2 separate regions of the Mus musculus genome follow, and region 1 is linked to region 2. Evidence: chromatin loops called from intact Hi-C (ENCODE). Cell type or tissue: left cerebral cortex. All regions are shown on one strand.

The links. A loop is a pair of places that touch in the nucleus more often than their neighbours do. Peaks named below come from ENCODE experiments on the same cell type or tissue, not always from the same donor. Only the 100,000 strongest peaks of a DNase experiment are listed, where the experiment ranks them.
Region 1: a loop joins it to region 2, with 2.2 times the contacts of the local background. A loop is called at or near these places in 2 of 42 quality-filtered maps.

The regions. Positions count from the first base shown.
Region 1 is chr14:71,886,959-71,894,958 of GRCm38, forward strand. The region is part of intron 3 of 4930434J06Rik (RIKEN cDNA 4930434J06 gene); the gene reads left to right. Among named protein-coding and RNA genes, the nearest start is that of 4930434J06Rik, 34 kb to the left of the region's middle. In left cerebral cortex, no CTCF peak of the experiment used is centred here; DNase peaks (open chromatin) are centred at 4,660 and 4,852; H3K27ac peaks cover 916 bases.
Region 2 is chr14:71,968,822-71,976,821 of GRCm38, forward strand. No RefSeq gene overlaps it. Among named protein-coding and RNA genes, the nearest start is that of Gm35079, 70 kb to the right of the region's middle. In left cerebral cortex, no CTCF peak of the experiment used is centred here; DNase peaks (open chromatin) are centred at 3,618, 3,941, 4,377 and 5,318; H3K27ac peaks cover 2,061 bases.

The DNA.
Region 1 (8,000 bases), 82 kb before region 2:
TGTTCCAAAACCAAAACTTAGGCCTAGAAGAAGAAGCTATCAGGATCTAATGAATTAGCCTGTTAAAAACATACCAGAAGAAGCCAGCCAATCACCTGTCATCAGTGCTGTGGCAGACAACCACTTTTTGAGAGTATCCTTGGTATGTTTTTGAAAAGAAAATGAATCTGGGTCGTGAGAAATCAAGATGCATCTAACAAGAATCCTTAGAGCCATAACTTCTGTGTACCCATCCATATTAATTACTTTGTGTTGCTAGGACAAAAACACCTGACATATGCAGCTTAAGGAAGGAAGGAGTTATTTTACAAGGTTTGAGGGGGTCCTTCATGGTCGGGTAATCACAAATACAGAAACCTGAGGACCCCAGTACACAGCACTTCTAGTCAAGATGTTGAGGAAGATGATTGCTGGGGCTCAAGCACTTCCGCCTGTTCATTCAGGACTGGGCTGCCCACACGAAGGGAATGTCTTCATTCCATTAAGCTAATCTAGAAAACTCCTCACAGACATGCCTCAAGATTTGTTTCCATGGTGACTCAAATCCCATCAAACTGACAAGCATAACCATTACTCCATCTCACTTACTTATCTTAAACTTCCCAACCTACCTTTTCTCCAAAACCTGTGATTTTTATTTTTTTGTCTTCTACTTTGTCCACACTATCTGATATGCTCTTGCTATCCACCAGTCTTAATCCTAGAATAATTGAATTTCTGCTACATCAGTCTCCTTGATGGGGTCTTAAATTACATGTGCCTTACACTTTTTAATTTGCTTTGTTCTGAACATTGGTGACTCCCTTGCCCCATTTCATATGTTAGACCCTGACATCTGGTGTGATAATATTAAAAAGTGAGGTATTCATTGAGGTGGTTTGATTGTGAGGGTTCAGCTTTATGAATGGAGTTTATGCTCTTACATCAAGTCTGCTTATCCCCTTTACTCTGTGAGAAGGTAGCTAGGTGTCATATTGGACACTGAGAGCATCATCTATTGGACACCAAGTCTGCTGGTACCTTCACTTTGTGGTTGCAGCCTCTGGGACTTTAATAAAGCTTTGTTCTTGGTGAATGACTCATTTTAAAGTGTTAGGTTGAAACTTACAAATGAATGGATTGGAGCTATTACAAAAACATTTTTATGCTATCGTTGAAATCTACCCATTTCACATCCAGAAGTGGGTATGAACCACCCTGTCACCTCCTCCAGTTCCTTCTCACCAACATAGTCCCTTGTCACAATTATTGTAGTACTCCCTAGCAGTCACCTTGTTTTCCTTTCTCATGTGGTCAAAGGAAATATACAGAGTAATATTTGCAAGACTTCCATCTCTGTTAACTTCCATGGAGTAAAAGTCAAAATCTTCCGTGCTGTTGTGAAAACTCCATAAGGCCTGGTCTCTGGTCATATTCGGGGCATCTTTTCTTTCTTTTTTTTTTATAAAGATATTTTTTTAATATTTTTTATTACATATATTCCTCAATTACATTTCCAATGCTATCCCAAAAGTCCCCCACACCCTCCCCCACACACACACTCCTCTACCCACCCATTCCCATTTTTTGGCCCTGGCGTTCCCCTGTACTGGGGCATATACAGTTTGCATGTCCAATGGGCCTCTCTTTCCAGTGATGGCCGACTAGGCCATCTTTTGATACATGCAGCTAGAGTCACGAGCTCCGGGGTACTGGTTACTTCATAATGTTGTTCCACCTGATTTAACCTTACTATCCTACTCGCATAGCCTTTCTTAAAACCTGTGCTAGGCATCCTTGTTGGGAGGAACAGCTTACTTTCTAATTGACTTCTTTCTTGCTGCCTCCTGCTACAGGCTGAGTGTTATGCCCTGCTCCTAAATGTCTATATTGAAACCTGATCCCTGAATGTGATGGTCTTCGGAGGAGGGACATTTGATAGATCTTTAAGTCCTAAGCATGAAGCTCTCAAGACCGGGATCAGTGCCTTCACAAGAAAGGAAATGAAGCTGACTGTGCTCACACATGTCTGAATCCAGCACTAGGGAGATTGAGGCAGGAGAATTGTGTAACATGGGGAACTCCAGTTCACAGGAGAAAGAGAGAGAAAAGGACGAGAGGGAAAAAGAGGCCTTGGTTTTCAATTTTATTAGCAAGCTGTAAAACATTCTTTATTTTCAGACCTCTGATTGACCAGTGTTTTAAGCTTGGACTTTCCAAACTCCAGAATTGTGAAAAATAAATGTGTGTCATTTAAACCACCCAGTCTAGGGTATCATCATCATCATCATCATCTGCACCTTCATCATCATCTTCACCTTCATCATCATCACTACAACTCAAACTGATAAAAAAAAAGTGGTCATATTTAAAAATGTCTATTTCCCTCCTGTCTTACATGATTAACTTACATATTACAAAGTTTTATGAATCAAAGCCAAGTCTTTACTTAAAGCTTCTTTAGTTTATAAGCTTCTAAATGGTATGAATTCCTCCCTATTAATCTTCTATCATGTATCACAATTTTTTCAGAATTACCAGAAATGTTGTAAGATATATTGCTCATGTGAATAAGATGGTGTGGGATGGTTGACGCAATTAGAAAAGATTTCCTATTCAAGGAGGCTGTTAGGAAATCCATTCCATCTCAGCAAAACAGCATTTATTCAAAGATGCCATTTTAGCACAGTTCTGTCCTGGGTTATGAGACATAACTTTATAGACCATTTTTATCTGGAAAATGGAAGAGAGATTGTTGGATTCTCTAGAGAAGTGGTTCTCAACCTTCCTATGGCTATGACCCTTGAATGCAGTTCCTCATGTTGTGATAACCCCCAAATATAAGAATAAAATCATTCCATTGCCACTTTATAACTTGTAATTTTGTTAGTTATGAATAAAAAGTAAGTATTTAATATACAAGATATTTCACATGCCACCTCCAAGGGGGTCAAGACCCACAAGTTGAGGACTGCTGCTCTAGAGCCCTTTATCTTCCTCTTCTATCTCCAAATAAACACAGTATCTGAACAATTTTGGGTGGAAAAAATAAAGAGAATGACTGTAGGGAAAGGACGATTATATTAAATAGCACCCCTTTACTGTAATAAAATACCTGAGCCCAATAGCTTATAAGAGAAACAGTTTATTTAGCCAATTGCTTTGATGTCTTCAAGTCATAATGAAGTGGCCTTGTTGCTTTGGGCCTCTGGTGGGGTGATAGGTGAGAATGAATGGAAATGCATATCAGAAGAACCCCTTGGATTAATGACCAGACAGCTGTTCATAACGAGAAAACAAGAATCAGGACCCGAAAACTCCTTCAAAGTCATGCAGAGCCTATGTCCAAAAGATCCACAGGACTCCCAGAAGCATGTTTTACCACCTGTACAGAGGTAGACATTTTAGAAGCTACTTCTCCTAACTGTGGGAGGAGTGTGTTTCTAAATGGTTCATTCTAGATATTCATTTATATTGAACTCTTCAATCAAATCCAAATGCCTGTGGCAAGGGATTGGAGCTTTATTAATGAATGTTAGATACATGGAGGCTACCAGAGAAATGAAAGAAAGAAACCATTTGCCTCTGGAAATGTGATCTTGTTTCCTAGGAAGGAAACACAGTTGTCCTGTCCAAAAGGGCCAGTTCTAAAATAGAGAGGGAAACAGCAGGACCTCTGTGGGTCAAACTCTAAGTAAGTATGCAATGAAGCTGCTTCATTCCTGCCCTCTCCTCTGCCCCCAGAAATTCCCTTTGTACTTCTCTCTGTCTTCCCAAAGATTAGTGATTCAGCCAACCTCCTGGTTATCAGGACATAGATCAAGGCTTAGAGTAGAACAGGTTGGGGGGGAAAGCTCACTTGGTACAGTGTTTTGCTGCATGGGCATGAAGACCTGGGTTTGGATCCCCAGCATCCCCCAAAATCTGAGCACTGTGGCATTCATGTGTAAGCTCTGTCCTGGGTAGGCAGAGAGAGATAAGTGGTACCCTGGGACATGTTGACCTGCCAGTCTAGCCAAATCAGCACTCCCCTGGTTCAGTGAGAGTGGGAAAGATGCTCGCAATTCAGCTCTCATTTCTATATGCATATTTGCATGTTTATGTACACAGATACACACACACACACACACACATACACACACACACTGGGATTAACTAGCATAGCAAGTACCATACAGGAGCTCTGTTTAAGTGCCATTTTTAATGTCAGCATTGACTAAGCATGAGCAGAATACTAAACATGGTACAAGTTGACACATCAGAACAATCAGAGCAGCTACAATCCATGCTGGAAAATTTACAACCCTGGTTGCTATGTTTTTAAACAGTGTCTGTTCACTGCAGACTATGTAAGATAAAGTTCCAAGACTCCTGACATTGTTCTGTCACTGTCTAGCTGAAGTGCATAGTTTGATTCTAACCTTGTGACTTACAAAGTAAAGTACCACTGTCTAAATGGTTGATCTTCACATTTATAAAACAAAATAAAATGCACCAAATTAACCAAAACCAAAACAACGACTCATGCTTTGACCATCACCCTCTGAATTTCTGTGACTCACTCCGGCCCTGCTGCTGGCACCCTCACTCAGCTTCTGGCTGGTTTCAACGTCTTCATCCAACTCTTGCCTCTCAGCCTGGTTCTGGCTTCCCAGTTACTAAGCACCAGTTTAGGGAGCCCTGGCTTCCCACGCGTCCTGCTGAAGGTTACAGTTTCTCCAGGAGCACACTCTATACCACTCTATTTCAAAACATCACTTTGTGTTATTTGTATTTCCTTATTTGATTCTCTTATCCACTAGACTGTGAGATCCTCAAGGACAGAGACTATGTTTTATTCATCTTTGTGTTTCTTGCAGTGCTTATCATGATGCTGAGCCAGATAGGCCTCAGTAAATGTGGGTTGAATGCCTGTCTGTCAGAAAAGTCCCCACATGCACGCAGTCAGCCTTGCAGCCAGCTCCTAACACTTTCCTTCTCTCTCAGCTCAGGCTCTGCCCTGAGACAGATAGGATAAGGTCTGCACAAAAGCAACAAAGTGTTTAAATCAATGACTCTCATAGAGGGGCCTGAGCAAAATCTTTGTTGACAAATTGAATGCCTAAAAGGAGATTTCACAGCCTATCCCTGTCTAGCACAGCAAATTCTGAAAAAAAAAAATGCGTTTTTCATAGTTGCCTCCCACTAGCACCTACATGTTATCCATGGGACTGAGCCAGCTGATCTTAAATGAGATCATCTCTGTCACAGACCACCTGTGTCACAAAATAACCAGAACCGTTAGCACTTTAGCTCTCCTGGTAAACTAGAGGGTGATTCAGTAGTAGGATCACAATGAACTGCATTCTGAGAACTAATTCATGACTATCATATATCTATAGCTGGCTATATATTGAGCATAAAGTACTAATGGGCTATGGTTGTGTTATGCCTCCAGACTTAACCTCCACTTCAACAGTAGTGGGAGATGAGGTAAACAGGTGTGTAGGTCATGAAGTCCCCCCCCCATAATTAGCTAATGATAAAGAGGCTTGAAGCTGTAGTTTGATTCTACTACCCATTCCCCGCTTTTCTCATCATTTTGCTTTCTACTATGACCAAAGAAAGTGAAACTATCACTAGATGTGGGTCCCTTGACTGGGAGCTTATCAGTATCCAGAAAAATACATTTATGCGTTGCACTTCTATACGTTATAATTATGCCCTTAAGTCATCCATCTCAGGAATCCTCTTATATCAGCATAAAATGAATAAAGAGAGGCTCCACGTCTCCCCAAAGACTCCCGCAACTTCTCTAAGCCCCACCTCTTATGTCTTTTCATCTCTTAGTAATTAAATGCCAGCAAGTCCCTGATCACTTCCTTAGATTTTTGCCATCATTTCTTCCACTTACCCTCTCCCCCTGGAGAAAAGAGTAAGGGACAAAATAAAAGCTTCTGTGGAGAAGCAGGAGAAACAAATGCCTTGCATACTTTATAAATCCTGTAGCTTGGACTTGATCAAAGCAAAGAGCTGTAGAGAGCTCTTAATAATTCTTGGGTGCTTATGGGATCTGGGCATGTATTGGAATTCCATACCATCTTGTTCCATTCCCTGAATGACTTCATGGGTTGGGTGACCATTTCTCTGTTTTGCATTTGTAAGTGGCAAACTGATCTATAGAGAGTTGAATCTATAGATTCAAGCATGTCCTACCACAATGTAGGATATGATCCTGCTTCTAGTTGCCAGCCATTCTTAATTGAGAGAGTTCTGTTGGTTGAAAGACTTATTTCTGAGACCGCATGCCTTTTCTGTCTTTGCTCCTCCAAGACTTTGAGATAAACATTTCCCAGTATTCTTTAAGTTCACTCCCTTAAGTTCTTTGCTTCAGAATATGCCTCTTCACCTCGGTTGTCTCTCCTCCTCCCAAGCTGTGTTTTGCTTTGGGCCATCACACAATGTGGGGAATATTTAATCCCAGCAAGTCTTGAAGGATGTACACCATTAATTTTAACCTGTTCAATTGTCCAATCTATTGCAAAATGTCCAATAGATGACTGAAGAGTCTTTAGTCACCCATTCTTGTTTGCAGTTTTGTGACTCAAGCAGTCAATGGATTATTTACTAATAGGACCGTTGGGTACCATGGACAGTTCCTTTGTTATTTGTTCTCCCTTTCTACTTTAGAAATGCTCTATCAAGATATACATCTTTTTTCCCCCTCAGAAAGACAAAAACACACATAAAAAGTCAGAATTTCAGGTGGGAGGGAAAGAGAGGGGACAAGACAGGAGGACAAATTCATGTTGGTAAGCTTTGCTTTTCCCTTGGTAGGAAAGCAGTAATCTGGCTTTCCCATTACATGAGCCTCTGATTTTCATCCATAAAGCTGTTCTATCCTATTCTTTTTGGAGTGGAAAAAAGACACTGCAAAGCCACACACCCTGCCAGCTTGGGATGCAGAAATGATAGGGGACCATCTCAGCAACTCAGCGGGAGGAGGGCATGTCAGTGGAATGCAATCAGGCAATGTCAAGTCCAGCAAGGAAAACTCGAGTTAACAACGCCCCTCTGCTTGTGAAAATTGTAGTGGCTGGAAAAGGAAAATGTATTTGAGAATACAGCCAGTAATAAAGTGCCTTCACTGGGAGGCAAGTTATGAGAAGAGAGATATCGTAAGCTAGATAATAACATTTGAGGTCCAAGGGTCTTTCTGACAGAGACAAGGAAACTCAAGGTTGGGGAACATCACCGAAGTGAGAGTGCTGTAATGAAAGCATACAGGGCATGGGTGGGCCTGAAATAGAAGCTGTCCATTCATGGACTTCATTTGGTGGGCTATGCAAATCTTATACCTTGATTCAGACTCAAACTTGAGTTCTATAAAATAATGAAAATAAAGTTTGCCTTGAAGGGCAGCTTGATGGTAAATTTAAATGATATCTGAGGAGCTCCTGTTAGTTATAATTGTTTCATAGATGAGCCCTTATTTTCTTTGTAGGCCTAATGTCATTTCTTTAAATAAAACCCTCCACAGACAGGATTGCAAAAAGGAGACAGGAAAATTAAAATAAAATAAAATAAAATAAAATAAAATAAAATAAATAAAATAAAATAAAATAAAATACCTGAAGTTTAAACCCAAATTTAAATTTTCAAATAGAAATCCTGTTTCAGGAACATGATAGAGAATCTCCTAATATCCAAGTGACAACTGGGCTGTGATTATTCTGACAATAGGAAGGTGAAAGCCTAATCTGGGACAAAAGGCCCTTTACCTTCAGAGTCCTCAAGTCTCCTTTAGGATTCATGACTGTCACACAATACTATTTCTGTGAAAACCTTTTACTCTGCAGTTCTTAGTCATGCTGTTTTAAGCATGGGCAGTGGCTGCCACTCTCAGATCAAGGAGGAGTGGGAGCATAGAGAATGGCAGAGTCTCTCTACCCTATGATGTTAGAGTAATTAAAGAATCTGAATCCATTGCTTGGGACCCAGCTTGGATGCTTACAAGCTAGGAGACTTCTCATCATTTGGCA
Region 2 (8,000 bases):
AATCAATGTAATACAGCAACTGTCAACTCCCTAGAGTCCCATCAGAGTGGTGACTGTCAGCTGTGTAATGACAGTGCTATCCTGAGGCATGTTTTGGGAGAAAGGGCCCTGAACTTGGAGTCAGAGGTCTGGGATTTAAATTTTGTTTCTAACACTTCTCAACTGGTAACCTTGGACTGCAGGTCACTGCAGTCAGTTGTCCTACCTGCAGCTCTGTGAGGTAGGTGAGTAATAATTAGAGAGGCTATGGCTGGGGAAAGTGTTTCACGGATTACTGGAAGGCAATGCAATGAACAGTGGTCATCTTTGTCAGTAAGATATGAGTGTTAAACTAGTTAATTTAAAACAGTGTGCATCTGTACTTGTAGACAGGAGCCTGACATAAACACCACCAGAGAGGCTCCATCCAGCAACCGATGGATACAGATTCAGAGGCCCACAAACATTAGGTGGAACTCTGTGACTCCTGCAGAAGAAGAGGAGGAAGGGCTGTAGGTCCCTGAGGGGTCAAGAACACCATAAGAAACTCAGAGAACCAAAGCTGGACTCAGGGTCTTAGTGAGACCAAACCAACAATTCCAGAGTCTGTGTGCTAACCTAGGCTGTATATATATATGTATATGTATATATATATATAGTATATAACCTAGGCTATATATATATATATATATATATAATAGTTGTGTATCTTGGTGTTTTTTCTGGAACTCCTAACAGAGGATGCAGGGGCTATTTTGGATGCTTTTGCCTGCTTTTGGGACCCTTGTCCTCATACTGGGTTGCCTAGCTCAGCTTTCATATGAGGGTAGGTGCTTAGTCTATTTGCAACTTGATTGTTTGTTGGTATCCTATTGTTTGATATCCCTGGGAAGCCTGCCCCTTTATGGAAAGGAGGAAGAGTGGATGAGGAGCAGGAGACTGTGGGGGGAGGAACTGAGAAGAGAAAATGGAGGGGAAACTACAGTCAGGATGTAATATATGAAAGAATAGATTAATTTGAAGAAAAGATGTACACCTACTTGGTATGAGTGGTTTGTACTGAGCCTTTGTCCTTGATAACCACTCCTTGGGGGGCAAGACTGTGCCCAACAAGCAGGAATGGAGTAAGCTGGAGAATGGGTCTATGGTGGTTGTATCTGTGCTGAAAGCTAAAAAGGAGATGACTCTTGACAATAGACAAGGAGAACTGTAGGTAAGGACTATTTATGAAGATGAGGGCAGTATCTTTTAACATCAATGGCAATGTCTAGCAATCTGAAGGGAAAAATAAGAGCTCAGATATTCTTAAAGAGTTTGGGGTGGTTGGAGGAGGATGAAGAGCTTGGAACTTTGTGAGGAGCGGGTGTGGCGGCAGTCCCAAGAAGGCGCCAGGGACTGCAGCTAAGTCTTATGACTTGCACCTGACTTCCTCACCTGAATATAAGCCACAACCATCATGAGAGCTGCGCAGGTGTACCAGGATACTGGCGAATCCATTTTGGTGGAGATATGCCCCTGCTGCCCTGATTAGCTGAAGCTGCGTACCTGGTGAGGTGACGTGGCCTGCTGTGAGTGGATGAGGGCTGAGAGTATATAAGAGTGAGGGGCCCGGGTTAGAAAGAGGGTTATTATTCAAGAGAGGATTATTATTAGGAAGATATAGATGAAGAGAAAGAAGAGAGAGGAAGACTGAAGTTTGCTGAATAAACTGCTGTTAGAAGGACTGGTGGTCGTGTCGTTCTTGCTGGTCGAGAGCGAACGCGACAGAACTTGAAAAATGTTCTTTCTGACAGAACGTGAGAATTCTGATCAAGCACACGAGTCAGACATCTAGCTCAGGAAAGGACCCGGAGCAAAGGCTTCTGTCTCTTTGCTTCTTCCCACCTGCTCTAGATGAACTTAGCCTAAGGGGAGGGGGCTACTCATGAAGACCCAAGTCCTTAAGCCAAAACAAGTTTGGAGAAGAGAAGGGTGGCCCAGGAAGGCACTACAGAAGGCAGTCTGTATACTAGTTCACAGTGTTAATTAACTCAGTCCACACACATTGTAAGTCAAAGATGCTTCCCTAAACATTATCTAGCACCTGGCACCTGATGGACGATTTCTATCAACCCTTGTGTTCTGTAATGATCAGTTACTTCTCTAACCACAGTTACTTCTCTAACCATATCTTCTAAAGCTTAAGTATTGGAAACCAAACTAACAAACTGGACCCCAGTGGTGAAATCCCCAATTGTTCTTTTTGCTTCAAACCACTCAAATTGTCAATGCTGCCAACAACCCATCTTTGGATGTTTGGTGATGAGCTTGCCATCTGGTCATCTCAGTGCAGCAAGAAGTCACTGCAGCGATCTGTCAGTTTTTGGAAAGGCGGCTGATACAATTCTCTGAACTCTATCATTGCTTCAGGCTCAGTAGAAGGTCAGTTCGTTTCATGGCTGTTCATATTCTCCATTCCAAAGATGCTCTTCAGGTCTAGCTCAGGTGAAGTCTGGTTGAATTCTGAGAGAGGCTGCATAACAATGAGACCCTTACCTGAACTTATTGGCAGTGTTCAGGACTACATTACTCATAGGTAGCCTTGGAAGCAATCGAGTCTCTGTCTTGTTCCTTGAGAGTTCCTTCCATGAAAACCAGACTCTCTTCAAGAACAATTTTTAGGAACAAGTTAATCTAAAAGACATAAGTTTTTTTTCATTTTCCTTTATATACCTGTATAGACAAGTCTTCTACTTTGATCTCTTCATTCACTTTCACCCATTTGCCTATACTGAATGAGAACTCATTTTTGGATTATGTATCCATACTTAGTCAACCTGCTTGTTTGTCTCAGATATCTTAACCCTTTAATTCTTACCAGATTCTCTGTGCTGTTTCTCTTGAACACCTCTGACAACCTATTAATCTTGTAGTCTTCCAGGAGTAAAAGGGTGCCTGGATCACTTGAAGCTATACTTCCCCAGCTAGTTGGAAACTCTTTTACTATTTTCTTCCTGTGTTATGGCTGCCTCCATCAGCTCCTTACCATGTAACTGAATCTCTGACCCATCTTCAGAAAGTCACAGCCAGTTCTTGGGTCCCACATTCCCCTGTCTGAGACACTGGAGGTTGCCATCATTGTTGACACATAAGTCATTGTTCATGGTATAAAGGAGATTACCATTACATCATTGAAGACTTTAAGAACACTTATATGAAAATTTCCATGATTTCATTTGATAGGAAAATTATTTCCTGATATTTTGCTTTATCCACTTACAAGTATATACTGTTTTTTTGTTTATTGTTATTTTTCCATGTCTCTCTTTCCTTTAAGCTTTGTGAAGGCATTTAACTGACAAGGAAGGTATTAGTCTGAATGACTTCCCTGATAGCTATTAGTTAGTGGGATGATCAAGGATGACGAAGGATGCATAAGCCCTGGTCTTTGGAGGATGTATACATAGATATTAATAGATAAATTGGCATAGGAATGCTAAACTCCCTGAATATCCAAGAGAAGCCACTGCTGAGTGAAGCCACAAGAAGCAACATAGGAGGAGCTATCTACAGAAAGCCCAAGGAGTGCTCAGAGATAGGAGTTCCTAGAGGAACCTGAACCTGCACTTCCCACTGCCTTTCTAGAGAATGACTATAATTTATTCCTCTTGGAGGGCCTAGCAAAACTCAGGATTGAGAGCTGTGCTGGACACTAGATTTTTCTCTTCTTAGACTAAGTTGGTATGATGTTTCACAAATAGGTATAGTCTAAGAGAATCAATGATTCCTTGGCCTGTAGCATATTACTGTCATGCTGGCTTCTACTTTCCCTCTCCAAATCAACAGTACATACATGGCCAACTTCTCTATAGCTGTTCAGTATGATTTGTTTGTTTGGACCTCAAAGAACCTAGGGAGAGAGAAAATGAAAGAAATGAGTCAGCGATGGCATGATTCCAGGCATCATACCATCTGATTGGCAATGGAGATTTTTATTTTGGAAAAAGCAGTATGTCTCTCAGCTCCTAGATGGTATTAGGTGAAGAGCTTATATAATTCTTCCCTTGTAGAAGGGGATCCATTTAATATCACTAGACAGGTAGCTTTGATCTTGATTTACCTTAACTTTTCCTGGAAATGAATCACACAGACACTTGCCCTATTCAAAGACAAAGAGACAACTTTCTCTTTTTGGCTTACAAGTGAGCTTTAAGTAGGAGAGGGTCCTTGGCATAATCAGAGAATTGCTAGACTATATTTTGGTAAAGGGCAACCACTTTAAATTAGAGGCCTATATAGTGACTCAGACTTTGCATTTTTAGAGAACAGTCATATCCACTAACCTAAAACGATCTGTGTCTAATAATAACAGGGCTGCTTACGTTGCTGTTCACATCACCCACAGACCATCTTGGAGACTCCTATTTTAAACTCCAGCATGTCCTACGAAACATGAGGGAAAATGCCATCCCTTCTCCAATAGTTCGCTATCTGGAGAGTAGGATGTTCCCAAGGAAGACTTGGAAGCTTTTGAAATTGTCATCCTCTGAGGATGAGATTCTGAGACTTCCCATAAGCTCAAGACTTATGTTCCCCACTGAGTTTCCTCTGATCACCCTAGACACATTGACATTTAGCCTCACAAAATTAATTTCCTGCAGAATCCACTTGACAACCATGAACTGGCTCTGGGACTTTTCCATGTGATAGTGTAGTTTTTAAAGTTTTAAAATAACAGAATGTCGCTGTTTCGTGTGTTAGCCTTGTTTCTAATTTTATCATAAAATTTTGAGGCTAAGTCCTTAGTAAGCAATTTTGTATATATGAAACTGCATCTTGCTTAGGGAGTATGCGCAGAAAGGTGATATTATGTGCAGATGTCAAGTTGATCAGGTTGGCAGTCAATACCTGTAGACATTTTCATTGCATCTGACTTTACCCGCTGTCTTTTATTATCCTATCATCTTAACATAGTACCTGTACAGAATGAATGGCCAATAAATACCAATAGAGCCATTAAATGTATGGCAGAGCTCAGAAATATGGGACTAGCATCCTGACTACTGCACTAAGGACACACCTCAGAGCTCAGAATTACCTTTTCTCCCAAGTCACTGCCCTTAAAATCCAAGTTTTAGAGCTAAATCCTTGGCTCTGGCAGTCCCAGCCAAACTAAGCTCAGTCACTTGTGCCAATTTGCCAATTACAAAGACAGGAAATGCTGAACCAAAGAGAGAGGAGATTAAATCAATGCATCCAGAAGACCGTCAAATGGAGAGGCCCAGTGAATCCAAGTTTATCTTGGGCAGCTGGCATAGACATTAGGTTTAAGCTGAGAAGGAGCTGGGATGGGGCCAAGCTGGTTAGGGTGTGGTCTGGTAATGAGTGTCTCAGTTCTGGTTCTTCAATATCTTCTGAGAATTTGTTGTTTTCATCATTTGAGAGGAGCAATCTGGATCCTGAAAGGCCACTATTTCTGCCCCACAAAGCAGCTTCATCATCATGGAAAGTTACCCTTCTCTGAAGGTTGGTCTGTCTATCCAGGTTTTGCTACTACTCCCTGTAGCTGCAGGTTTGAGACTTAGTTATCTCTGCACCTTCAACCTGAAGCAGAACGAGGTAGGTTAGGCATATACTCCTTGAGTGATGAACCTGACCTATGAAGTGACAAGCAGCATTCTGACCCCAAATAAAGGGGACACAAAATGCAAGCAGAGATGCCAGGTTTTCTTCTTGCTTTGTTACCTTGTGAGCATAAAAGAGGAATCAATACCTTTTAGGATAAAAAGAAAGAAAGGAAACCCCACATCTAAGTGATTGCTATACTTGTGCAGAAAAGAAACAGAAATCTGTTTATCCCTAGAGTTTTTTAGAATAGAGAACAACATGCTGCTTTCAGTCTTCATGGAGAGGAATTTCTTTTATAGATCCTAATATCAGTCATCAGAAAACTCACTGCTTTCAGGGCAACTCCAGTTATTAGAAACATCTTCCTACATCTAGCATATGCAGGAAGAATAGGCTATGGTCCTGACACCAGTCAGAAAGAGGGGACACTAAAAACTGAACACAGCTTTCTTGGGCATCAGACTCTTGTTCAACATCCAAACCAATTTTAACAGCAGGATCAACCATAAGAAAGGCAAAAGTTCTCCACTTCAACAACTCTACCACACCATTAAAATAATAGGCACATTCCAATTTACAAGGATCCAGAACAAAGCCACTCCAATATTTCACTGATTTCTTTTTTCTTTTTGCCTATTGTTCAAAGTTTTTGCCTTTTTACTTTATCATACTTTCAAAAACTATGTTTTAAGTTCCATTTCATAAATTAATCTAATTTTATTTGTAAATTGTTTTTTTTTTTTTGCTATTGGGAAATTTATTTTCTTTCCTTTCATATTTGTCCTTCTTTCCTTCTTGAAGAATTTCCATATTATCTTCTTTCAACTGTATTTCAAAGTTATTTTATTAAAACAGCCTCAAATATTTATATTTCATTCTCCTGATATTAATATTTTTAGTTTATTGCTTTTTATGATCTTATGTAGCATTCTTCTACAATCATAGTCCCAATTTTCTTTTGCTTATTTAGCTTCGTTTCCCTTCTCATTTTCATGCCAACTTACTTGATCTCGTTTCTTTCCTATTTCTACACTTACCTGAAAGTCCCTCCAGTAAAGCCAGATGTGATATTAAAACTAATAGATGTACGAGTTATAACACAGAGAAACATGAAAGGGCAACATGACTTCCACAAGAAATTATAATTTTTCAACTCCCAAATTTGAGGATACTGAAATAGATATATTCCTAGGTAAAGATTTTAATAATAATTGAATTGTAAAATAATCAATGTCCTCAAATAAGATACAAAAGAGATAGCAGATGAATTCAACCTGAGACCTAGAGAGAAAAGTATGCAGCATAGAGGGAAAAGTTGACAAAATGGATAAAATGGTCAATAATATGGACCATTTTATAAGTTTCTGTGACTTCCTTTAACAACAATACAATGGGCTCACACCCAGACCTACATTGTAGAATCTAAAACCAAATAACTTCCAGAAGAAAATGTAAGAGAAAAATCTTTGTGGTTTCAGTTTGTTTTGTTCCTTTATTTTACTGCGACATGAAGAGAATTATCTCTAAAAAAATGAACAATCATGCAAACAAAATTAAAACAAGAAATAAAAATTTGACTTTAGTTGTGAAAAAGTAGGAACTGTAGGGAGCTGCGATGATATGAATGTATCTCATAATCATGGTGAAAGGAAGAAGCCAGAAAACATGCAAGTGACACTTGAGAGACATAAAACTGAGCAGCAGTTGCAAGGGGCAAAGAAGGAGGTGGGAGCTCTGTGAGAAAAGAGGTTGTAGTAGAAGGGATTGTGGGGGTCTTCATCACCCTAATGGTGGGGACAATGCTCATAGAAATACATTAGAGCATGCCAGCTTGACACTTTAACAATATGAGATTTATTGACTACCAGTTACACATTGGGAAGCTATTTTACAATCTTTAAGGTAATTTTTTTTCTTCAGTAAATCCATTTAACAGATGCAGAACTGGAGCTGGAGAGAAGGAAATGCTATCCTCCCTTCAATGGTCAAGACACCAGGTCTACTTATATTAGCCCAACCACAAACACAGATACTGGACTGTGGTATTATTTCATGACATCTCTAGCTTTATTAAGTAAATGAAATTCTTCAGTCCCAATATAATATTTGGAGCAACTGTAATACATATGGCTGATCATGGACTCAGATGTCAGTAAAAGGCACATGGCAGAGTTTGGACTCAATTCATTCCTACTACAGTGGACGTCTCTAAACTAGCTGTCCTTCTCCTGCATGTTTTATCATTGAGGGGATCCACAGTGCATGACGAACAAGGCTTTTCTCAAATATATTACATTATTTTCAGATCTATACTTCGTATAGGCTGCTAGAGCTACAAACATGAACTATCTGGGACTGTGCTGAGCTTATATCAATTCTTGTCCTATGTAATATTAGCTAGTTATCACTCCAAA